Linked DNA regions of Homo sapiens: region 1 is linked to region 2. The links are chromatin loops, found by intact Hi-C in ENCODE. Cell type or tissue: heart left ventricle. All regions are shown on one strand. Each heading gives the region's core, and the rest is flanking DNA. Links, peaks and the distances in the headings are about the cores only. Region 1 overlaps KIF16B (kinesin family member 16B). Region 2 overlaps KIF16B (kinesin family member 16B).

Region 1 (5,383 bases), core at 242-5,241, 62 kb before region 2:
TCAAAACCCAGTCAGTCCAAGGAGTGCCTGTAGCCAAGGAGCAGCATGGTCATTCATCCTTGCATTGAAAGGCATTGCTCTGACCTCTCAGAAATTGGCTGGGCAGCACAAGCCCTGGAGAAGCTCACAAGGATCCTAGAGGTGAGGGCCTGAACTGAGGCAGCAGTGGGAGGAACCTAGAAGGGTGAGCTACAGAGACAGTCAGGGCAGGAAGTCATGAGGTTTGGATAATGAATTGGATATGGGATGTAATGAAGGAAAAGATGTTGACTTCCAGTTTCTGGCTTCAGTAACTGGTTGGGTGCTGCTTGCCACCCAGCTGAAACAGAAATATGGGAGGAAGAGGAGCAGGTTGTCAAGAGGAAGGGAGGATAATGAGTACAACCTTGAAAAACTAGGCCCTGGGCCTTGAACTTTCTCCTGTAAGTGACTATGACTCCGTCAACGATCAGACACCCCATGGGAAAAGCTCGGGTTTGTGTGGCCTGTCACAGGTGATATTTCTCCACTTGGAAGATGAAGGCAAATCCCCCTGTTGAATAAAATAGATGTTCACAGCCCTGCCGTTTTACATCATTCATTCAGTGGTGCTTGAGGGCCCATCATTTGTCCAGCCCTGTGCTGGGGCTTGAGTGATTGAGACAGACCGAGGCTCAGTCATCTCAGAGCATGATTTAGTGAACAGGGAAGACACTTGTAAAGCCTGTTAGAAATCAGGACGGTGGTAGTATTATCTTTTCACATGCCAGACTTGGATGAGTTTGAAGATCTTTAAATTAGGGAAAGCCACACATGTCACCCCAGACCTGTGCTCCCAATGCATTGCATCTCATTGTAAGTCACCTCCTAGGGTACCTACATAGTCACCAAGCCCTGTGAGCAGTCTTGTAGCTTCAGCAGGTGACCAAGCCCTGCTGAGAAGTGCGGAGTCTGGAGACCCTTAACCCCATATTTGCCTCATCACCTCTCCAGAACCAGTTTTAACAGGAATCAAAAGCATTGATGGCACCTCCTACTCAAACAAACTTGTTTCAGAGCTTTCTTCTGCTCTTTATTACTTTCCCCCTCTTAGGCCAAACTAGGGGCTGACCCTCTTAATTGTTGTGTAATACAAAGCAGGTGTCTATTAAATGTTTGCTTCCCTGCCCGCCCCAGTATACACAAACACAAACACGCCTCCTGGCCTCCTCCTCTGTGCTAAGCCCTCATGCTGGCTTCTGCCTAGCAATGCTGGGACTCCCCTCCCTTGCCCAGGTCCCTGTGAAGCCGCCTGCTTTCCTGTCGGTTGATAACAGTCATCACCCACTCTATCCCTTGGGAATTTTTTTCCTTCCGCAATTGGCTCTACATGAGTACTTTGTCCTCCTAGCACTCTTCCTCTTGTTGCCCCCACCTTCAGCAAGTATATAGGGATCTTTCACTCTGGGAAATCTTGTCGTCCATCACTACCAAAGAACATGTAGGACAGATTTTTTTTCCTTAAATGGACAATGTGGTCAGTACATGAGGAGCAGCAAATGTTGCAGAGCTCCGATTGGCATGGTTACCACTGTGATTCCTGACTTTCTCTATCTGATGGCACAGGGAAGACTTGTGGGCCTGTCCCTGGAGTCCTGTCCCTGCCATGAACCTGAGGAAGGAGCTCACCACACCTCCTTAGCCCTTCCTGGTCACCCCCTCCTCCTCTTCTCAGCTTCTGGCCTGGCCCCTCAGTACCTACCAGGTGGTGACTTCCAAGCATCAACTCAACCTGATCATCTCTGACTTTGTTCTCCAATGTTATTTTCAGTCACTCTCCACTCGGAACTTTATCCTGTGATTTACATGGGTCACACCTTTCTCCAGGCCTCTGCATCTGTAATACTGTCTGTGACGCCTTCCCCCTCTTCTTCCCTTGGCCAGTCCTCTTCCTCTTTTGAGCTGAGCATAGAGTCGTATCCTCAGGAAGCTTTCTGTGCATTTCCAGTTGGAGCTAAGTGCTTCCCGTGTATCCTCTCGCAGGCATTTTGTGCATTCCTGTATCTTAGCTCTTTCCAAATTTGTTCATTTGATGTTTGTGTATTTAATTGATGTAGGCTTCTTGAGGGCAGGCACTATGCTTCATTTATCTCTGAATCTCCAGAAGACCCCACAGAGTGGGCACCTCACAAATATTCATTGAGCTGTAGGTTTTGGCCAGCACATGTGCTCTCAGCACAAAGGATGCGTCTGCCCTCTCACAGGTCTGCCCAGGTCTTTTGTCAGTGGTCCCTGTGTGCTGTTTTCTATCTCCACATTACTTGGCCCCTATCTTTGTGAGTCTCTCACCCACACAGATGTGTTTCTACAAGTTTGGTGGCATTACAATTACCATACCTCTTGGTTTCTTTGGTATTGTGTAGACATGAGTATGTTTTTGCAATTGACTGAAAAATTGCTGCATAGTACTCAGTTTTTCCCAGAACAAAGCTCTCCAAAAGAATGACTGGTTTGCAAATTATTGTATCCAGTAAGCTCCAAGTTATCCTCAGAGCAATGTGATTTTTGTCTGTTCAGCAGGCCATCTACTAATTTTCTAAACAGCCCATGTCTAAAAAATACCCTGTGGTCTGAATTATAGTAAGATTTGCAGTTTTAAAAGCAAAGTTCTTGTTCCCCAAGAACATTGTATCAGCCTAACTGGGCACATAGAGTTGGAACATAGTTTGGGAAATTACTGCTGGCCCACACCTCAAACTCTCTGGAAGCCATGATTTGTACGCACACATGCGTGATACTTGGTGCCAGAGAATTTTTGGATTAGGCAGAGAAGCCTGGTGACTTCCTTTGGGAGTTAGTTCCACATTGGAGAGGTGCCCAGCCAGGGTCTTTGCCAGGAGATAATTTTCCTGCAGGGGAAACATTCCTCCTCAGCTGGTGCAGCGTCTTTAAGAAGAAACCAAGCCGACTGCTCAAGCCTCCTCTGCCTTGCTTTGAGACTGCAAACAGGCAGCTAATTTGGCAAGATGCAGAGGCTTTCACAGCTTCTTGAAAGTGCTCAAAGCAAAATTAGATAACTTCCAAGCTCATTTCAGTCTTGAAAATAAAAGAATTTTTCACTGGCACATTAGCCTCCTCTGAGCACTAACCAGTAGTGAGCCCATTTAGATGGATGTATTTGAATAATTAAATTCTAGCTTTCAAACCCAGTTAGAATATCAAAAATCAGGATTAAACCTGTTTCTGGTGAGCCATTGAAGGAGCATCATCCCAAGGAGTGCAGCAGCCTGAGGGGGTTTGGTTAGCATCAGGGCTAGTGCAGACCCAGCAGCCACGGAAGGCCCCTAACTCAGAGGTTGGTCTGAAGTCACCGACAATCGGGGAAGAAGACGAATGAGTGATACTTAAATGTATTTTTTACTTTAATGTGTTCATTATGGGAAATTTAGAAATCATAAGCAAAAAAAAAAAAAAAAAGCGACTACAGTTAACATGTTACCATACCTTCTAGCCCATACCTCTGTTTCTTCCACTGTCCATCTCTCTGTCTCTGCCTCTCCCTCTCTGTGTGTAGATGTACACACACATTTATATATGTACACACATTTATATATATATATTTATATTTTATATCTTTTACCAAGATGGATTAATATTGGACTTTAGAGTTCTTTGCACTTATTATTTTTTCTTTCATAAATTTTTTTACATTATTTTAATGTCCATATGATATTCCATTGTATGACTATTCCATACCTCAGTGCTCCCCAGCCTTTTTGGCACCATGGACCAAGTTTCGTGGAAGACAGTTTTTTCAGAGACAGGGACAGAGGAGGGGGATGGATGGTTTCGGGATCAAACTCTTCCACCTCAGATAATTAGGTGAGTCTCATAAGGAGCGCGCAACCTAGATCCCTTGTGTGTGGAGTTCATGATAGGGTTTGCGCTCCTATGCAAATCGAATGCTGGTACCAGTCCGCAGCCTGGGGACTGGGTACCCCTGCCGTACCTTATTTAACGTCTAGTGGTAGGCATTTTGTTGTCTGTTTTTTAACTATCACAAGTTATTGGGCTGAAGAGCTTTGTAGCTGAATCTTTGCATTTTCTCATGATTAATTCCTCAGCGGGGAGGAAGTAGCTGTAGAATTGCCAGGCCAGAGTACATATAGTTTTAAGGCTCTCGATGCATGTTCACAAATTATTTTACAGATTGTTTATACATATATCACCATCATTCCCACTGATAGATGAGACTATCCTTTTTATTTATTTATTTTTTCAAGCTGAAAATGGGCCTCCTTAGAGTGTTGAATGTGTCGATATAATTACACCCTCCTAGACACAGTTCTAGGCTGTATTCACAGGCCCTAGAGTCTAGGGAATCTGGCTAACAGTGGCTGTCTCTAAAAGCAAGTCCTGGCCATCCTGGTCATCACCAAAGACTCACCAAGCTCCTAATTAGTTCTGTGCTGAGCTACTTGCTGTACTAGAATGCTCTATGAGATTAGCATCCGCCTTCCTGGTGCTTTCAGATTAAGAATGGAAATGGATTTCTGGAATGTAAAGCTTGAAAGAACTAGATTCCAAATGTAGAGTTCTGGGATTTGAATACCAAAAGCCAAAGGCACCAAGGAGATAGTGAGGGCTTCTCCCCAGATGACAACATTTATATGAAAGGAAATAGTTTTGTTTTCCTCCCTGTGTCCCACTCCTTCCCTATTTCTTTCATATCTTCTCCCTTGGCCTCCCCTCTCCTCCCCTCCCCTCCCTTGGCCTCCCCTCTCCTCCCCTCCCCTCCCCTCCCTTGGCCTCCCCTCTCCTCCCCTCCCCTCCCTTGGCCTCCCCTCTCCTCCCCTCCCCTCCCCTCCCTTGGCCTCCCCTCTCCTCCCCTCTCCTCCTCTCCCCTCCCCTCCCCTCCTCTTCCCTCCTCTCCCCTCCTCTCCCCTTCCTCATCTCCTTTCTGCCTTGACTAAACTGGGAGGATGAATACATCACATTAGGGAGAGAGTAAGAAGACACCGATGACAGGGGTATGCCCTTTGTTGTACTGAGCCTTAGCTTTGCTGTCCACGACTGTACACTTCCAGAAAACAGACATAGAATCTAGTTTGTTGTTTACTCAGTGCACAGCAGCATACCTGGAACTTAGACGTCTAATAAACATGAACTAAGGGGAATGCACTTTTCCCCTTTGCTTTCTAACAATGTAGAAAGGGCTTCAGAAACAGAATCTGCTGGTAGCTGGAGATATTCTCAACAAGGTTTGCACCTTCATGTGAGGTCATGGTCCCCACTGCGTGTCCTGGGAGGGAAGAAGACCACATTCCCTTGCAAGCACACTTTTCTCTTCTCACTCACTCGCTGCTACTTTATAATTTGTCTTATCCTTTTTTTTTTCTTGCTCACCTTGAGCATGGACTTTTTA
Region 2 (5,383 bases), core at 98-5,097:
AGCATTGCCACGGAAGTGCTTCCTCACGGGAGAGCCGGGTTTCAGTTACAGCAAAGATGAAAGGGATGTTCCAGAAGAGGCTGAGGTCCTGGGGGATTTTGCTGATGATTGCCCATGAGCCCAAGAAGTGCAGTGGAAGCATTTCAGGAGAAGGAAGGAGAGCCAGGAACATCAGTCTGAGGAATGTGAGAAACCTAGGCTTTTGGAGGTGGCTTTCTGAGGAATCTTGAGTCCCAGTATAGTATAGTCTCACCTGTGAAACATCCTGCATCTTACTACTCACAGGTCATGAAGTGGTTCCATTAACTTCCTGGGCTTTTCTGTGCAAACAGGCTGCAGCATGCCCTGTTGGAAGGCAGCAGGGCCCACTTGTGCTCCAGTTTTGTCTTTGCCACCTGGTTTGTGTCCAGCCAAGACTGTGGATTGTTGGGCTGTGGGCCGGAGGAAGCCCCCACATCCTCACTGATTGTGCTGGCCTTGCTCTCAGTGCCTCAGTGGGGTCTGCTGAGGAGGAGCAAGCCAGAGAGGAAGGCCAACCAGCTCACAGCCAGGAGCAGGGTTTCCCAAGCTCAAGTGACGTGCTTGCCAGCTTTAAATGCTTACTACTGCAGAGCACCTCCACTCTTGTTTGTAATGATTTTCTGTAAATACATTCACTTTTGTTTTCTTATGGAAATGTCTTTTTCAAGGAAACTCATAAGAAACCTGCCACAATTGAAAAGTTATTGTAAAAAATGAGTACAGAACCAGAATGATGAAAAATTTAAAAATGTACATCCTCATACACCCTAGATCATCTCATTTGCCACTTTTGGGAAGTGAGCGAATGAAAGAATGGCTGGGACTCAGACTCACTCCTCCTTACAAAGCTGCCCACCTGTGTCTTCTCTCTTTCTTGTTTCTACTTTCTACTGATGGCCCTATGATTTACCTGCGGGAGAATCAGGCTGAATTATTGTGCTTGAGAAGAGCATTTCCCTTATGTGCAAGTTAAGTTCCCATAAAGGAGCATGGCCCGTGCAAAGGCCCTGAGGTGGCAGAGAATATGCGCATTCAGGGATGCAGCAGGAGTGAAGACACCTAGCAGGAGAGGCCTGCAGACAGGCTGCTGTGGGCAGGTTAAAAATGTAGGTCTTTTTCTATGAGCAGCATGAAGCTCGCCTTAAGGAGGGTCACCTCCCAAATCAAATGGTTAGATTTGAGTTCTAAAAGATCTGTTTTCAGTCATGCAGAAAAGAGATTGGAGAGGGCAGATGTGGGGTGGACAGTTGGGAGATGCTCTTGCAGAGTCCACAGGAGACCCAAAGGCCTAAAGTCAAATGGTGCTGATGGCAAAGGATGGAAGGATAAAGTTCTAAGAAATGTTTAGAAGGCAAAAGGAGCAAGACTTAGCACTTGCTTGAATGCAGGGATAGGAAGAGAAGGGAGGTCAGGGATGACTTCAGCATCTCTGGCTGGCATTGCTGGGTAGGTGGTGGTAGAATGCTTTGAAATGGAGAATACCAGAGCTGGGACTGGAGGGAATATGTTGAGTATGGTTTTGGACAAATTGAATTGGAGGTTCCTGGGTGACATGGGAAGAAAGATGTGCCAAGTTGGGTATGTGGGTCTAGAGCGCAGAAGAAAGGTGGGAAGTGGAGAAAGGAATTGGAGATTCATTGGCCTGTGCTTTAGGTGTGATTGTAAAGGCTGATGTGGTCTACCTGCCTCTTCTTGTCACTGTGACCTTTCATATGTGAGCTGATGTGCAACAGAGTTTCCACTCCAGCTAGCCTATTAAAGGCTGAATTGATTATTCTCCCTCTGAAAAAAAGCAAAATATACTGTTGTGTTATTATACTAACAATGACTGAGAGGCAGTGAGATTTTTTTCCTCTTCCACCTCCTCTTCTTTAAAAGTGTTTCTATAAAAAGGGACACTTTTTATAACCAATTAAGAGATGACCATCTGCCCTTCACTTTACATAGACAAGCTGCCTGTAACAAGATCTGAGAGCCAAAGCTGCATGTTTAAGTAAAGTACATTTATTATTTCTAAGTTGTATTTATGCAGCTAGATTAATGTTTTCAGTTCTAGAGAAATTTTACATGCTAATCACTTTTTTTAAATTTAATTTTTAAATTCTTTTGAAAAATTTTAGTGACTTTTGCTTCTTAATGCTTATTCATTTTGGTTTTCCTGGTTAATAGATTACTGTCCTAGATGAGACATGGACTGTATTCAGGCGTTACAGTCGTTTTCGAGAAATGCATAAAACATTGAAGTTAAAGTATGCAGAGGTAAGTTATGAAATTATTATCTCCGATTAAGAGCATTCATTTTATAAAGTAAATGAGCTGATTGCATTAGCAATGTTATCTCTCTCTCTGTCTCTCTCTTTCAGATACTAGCTTATTAGTGTCACTAAGTCTTACTTCAATAACCCATTTATCAAAGATAACTTTAAATTTTTTCTTCTTTGTTCCATTTCTGTTCTACACAATTTAAACATTTTCTTAACAGAAGATTTTGAAAGTGATATTACAATGACAGTAAGTGAACTCCATCCTTCTCATAAATTTTATGGTAAATTTTAAATACATATTTTAATCAATTTATAACTTCTCAATTATGAGACCTATTAAAATTAAAATAACTTCTTCATATAGATTTACACTTTTTTCTTTAAAAAAGAAAGACTACATTCATGCTTAGTCTTATACTTAATGAGAAGTCAAGTCATAACAGTTATTTTGCCATTGAACGTAGAGGGAAAGGTAGATAGAAAATGCAGAATTATCTAGAGACCAGAAAGCATTTCATGCATCAGATCAAATATCCAGAGGGTATTAATACATTAGTCGTCTTTTCCTTTTTGAACAAACACAGGTTTCTCAAGTAATTTTAAGCAAAGTATTCCTAGAAGGAATGTGTGTTTTCCAAGTAATGATGATGATGAAGATGATTTTACTTCAACTAAAGGAAGCATTATCTAGGTCCAGCTTTCTGGGAATTTTGTGTTGAACTGACTGCAGATCAATCAACAGTCATTGTCTAACTAGCCTGCTTTCACCAATTATTGGTTTTGAGCACTATTTTTATGGTTTTTTATGACATTTTAAAATATAGTTAGAAATTTGGTTCACTAATTTGGTTCACATTAAATAATGTTTCCTTAACATTCTCATGGCTTCCACCCTTTTTAAAATCTGATATAAAATACAAAGAGAAATAGCTTTTTGTAAATAAAATAGTTCCCTGGTGTATAGAAGAATCTTGAGCTCAGGTAGAATTAAGCTGTGTTAGTTTGTTTGCATTGCTATAAAGGATTACCAGAGACTGGGTAATTTATGAAGAAAAGAGGTTTATTTGACTTACAGTTCTACAGGCTGTACATGAAGCACTTCTGGTGAGGGCCTCAGGAAGCTTCCAATCATGGTGGAATATGAAGGGGACCCAGTGTGTCACATGGGGAGACAGGGAGCAAGAGAGAAAGGAGGGGGTCCTAGACTCTTTTTCACAATCAGATCTCAAGGTACTCATTACCATGGGATACCATCAAGCTGTTTGTGAGGAATCTGCCCTCAAGATCCAACACCTCCTACTAGGCCCCACCTCCAACATTGGGGATCATATTTCAACATGAGATTTGGAAGGAACACACATCCAAACCATATCTTAAGCTATCTCTGAAATTCTGTTACTAAGCTGTCACACTCTCTAGTCTTTTATTAAAAATTTAGGAAACTTCAAGTGGGAATTTGTTCCCAAGAGGCTTCTTGTAACAGTAATAACATCAAAATCAAGTTATTAAGTTTGTTTCTGCAGTTTAATTTTCGTGGCTGAAATCAATATTGACAATTAAAAGAAGTATTGTGTACATATGAAATGTACAGAGCAGCTTGTTTTTAAAGTGAGCTTTGCAGCTCATTAACCACTTGGTTTTAAGTTACTACATCAGTATTTTAATAACGGACGGATTTTGCGTATTTAATTAAACTCACTGAATTCCCAAAGCAATACCTAGCAAAAGCAATTTCCATGAAATAAAAGCACTCAGACTTTATATACACACACACACATTCATTCCAGGATGTATTTATTTTATATTGATTATTTGATTACTTCAACCCATTCTGTGTAGGCACATTTTTCTGGATTCCAGTAAGACTGTGACAGACAAGAACAAAAATTTCTTCTTCTATATATCTTAAATATGGGGCAGACAGTAAACAAGGAGAAAATAATAGCTAGCACTTTAAGAGTAAGCATGCAGTGTTGCAGTTACCATTTAAAGTGAGTTACATGCCTTATATGAAAATTAGCAATAAAGAATGGTGGGGCAGAAGGTGTTGGGCACACTTTAGTACAAGGTTGTTTCAGGGTTGGGCTCCTGACAAGGTGGCATTCTAGTTGATACATTAGCTGAGAGATATTTAAAAGAGTTTTCAGAGCACCAATATACAACTCTAATCTGTGTTTTTAAAGAAAACTCCAGAATGAACATAACAGAAACAATCTTTAAAGATATAATAGAAGAAAACATACCCAAGGTTAAGAATGACATGAACCAGTGAGTCGAAGAAGTTACTTGGTACCAGGCAAAATGAATGAACACAGATTATCACATACATGAGAGTATTTTCCAGAGGAAAAAGGGTGTATTACAAACATGTTTTAAAAAACCTTCAAATGAAGAAAATCAAGTTGGTGTCATTCATTAATTCACTCATCTGTATTGAGCAACTCTGCATGGTGAACACATTGTGAACAAGACAGCTGCATTCCCTCTTCTCATGAAGTAGAGAGAATAAACAGTGAACAAATAAATAAGGCAATTTCAGCTTGTGTAAAGTGAATAAAACCAGGCCTTGTGATAGTGTGGCATGAGAGCTGGGTAGTGGACTACTTTAGGTGGGGCAGACCAGGCACACCTTTCTGAAAGAGTGGAATTTGTGCTGAGATCTGAATGCTGAGAAAGAGCCAGCCGTGAAAATCTGGAGGTGGGTACATTGTAACTCACGGGAAGAGCAAGTGCAAAGGCCCTGCAGTAGAACCAAGTTTGGTTTGTTCCAAGAACAAAAAGGCCTGGAAAAGTGGTGAGGATGGTAGAGGAATGTGGGCAAAGAGGTAGGAAGGGACTCTATCATGTGGAGCCTTGAACTGTATTCCTAGTGCATGGGAAGCCACTGGACAGTATTAAGCCTGGTAACAAAGTGGTTTTATTTATACACTTAAAAGGTCATTTTAATGGCCATACCGAGTATGGATGGTTGGGGTGCTAGAGAGCTCAAATCCAGAATTCTTTTTAGACATTAATTTGAGGATACTTTTAAACACCCAATTAGAACTATCAAGAGAGATGAAGGATATAAGCCTAAAGTTTAAAGGAGAAAGATATTA

What was found. Peaks named below come from ENCODE experiments on the same cell type or tissue, not always from the same donor. Only the 100,000 strongest peaks of a DNase experiment are listed, where the experiment ranks them.
Region 1: a loop joins it to region 2, with 4 times the contacts of the local background. A loop is called at or near these places in 1 of 110 quality-filtered maps.

Annotation. Positions count from the first base shown.
Region 1 is chr20:16,394,701-16,400,083 of GRCh38, reverse strand. All of the region lies in intron 17 of KIF16B (kinesin family member 16B), which reads left to right. Among named protein-coding and RNA genes, the nearest start is that of KIF16B, 180 kb to the left of the region's middle. In heart left ventricle, for the core only: no CTCF peak of the experiment used is centred there; a DNase peak (open chromatin) is centred at 2,843; H3K27ac peaks cover 733 bases.
Region 2 is chr20:16,332,823-16,338,205 of GRCh38, reverse strand. KIF16B (kinesin family member 16B) reads left to right here. Exons shown (of 26, transcript NM_024704.5): 24 at 2,191-2,280. Among named protein-coding and RNA genes, the nearest start is that of KIF16B, 240 kb to the left of the region's middle. In heart left ventricle, for the core only: no CTCF peak of the experiment used is centred there; no DNase peak of the experiment used is centred there.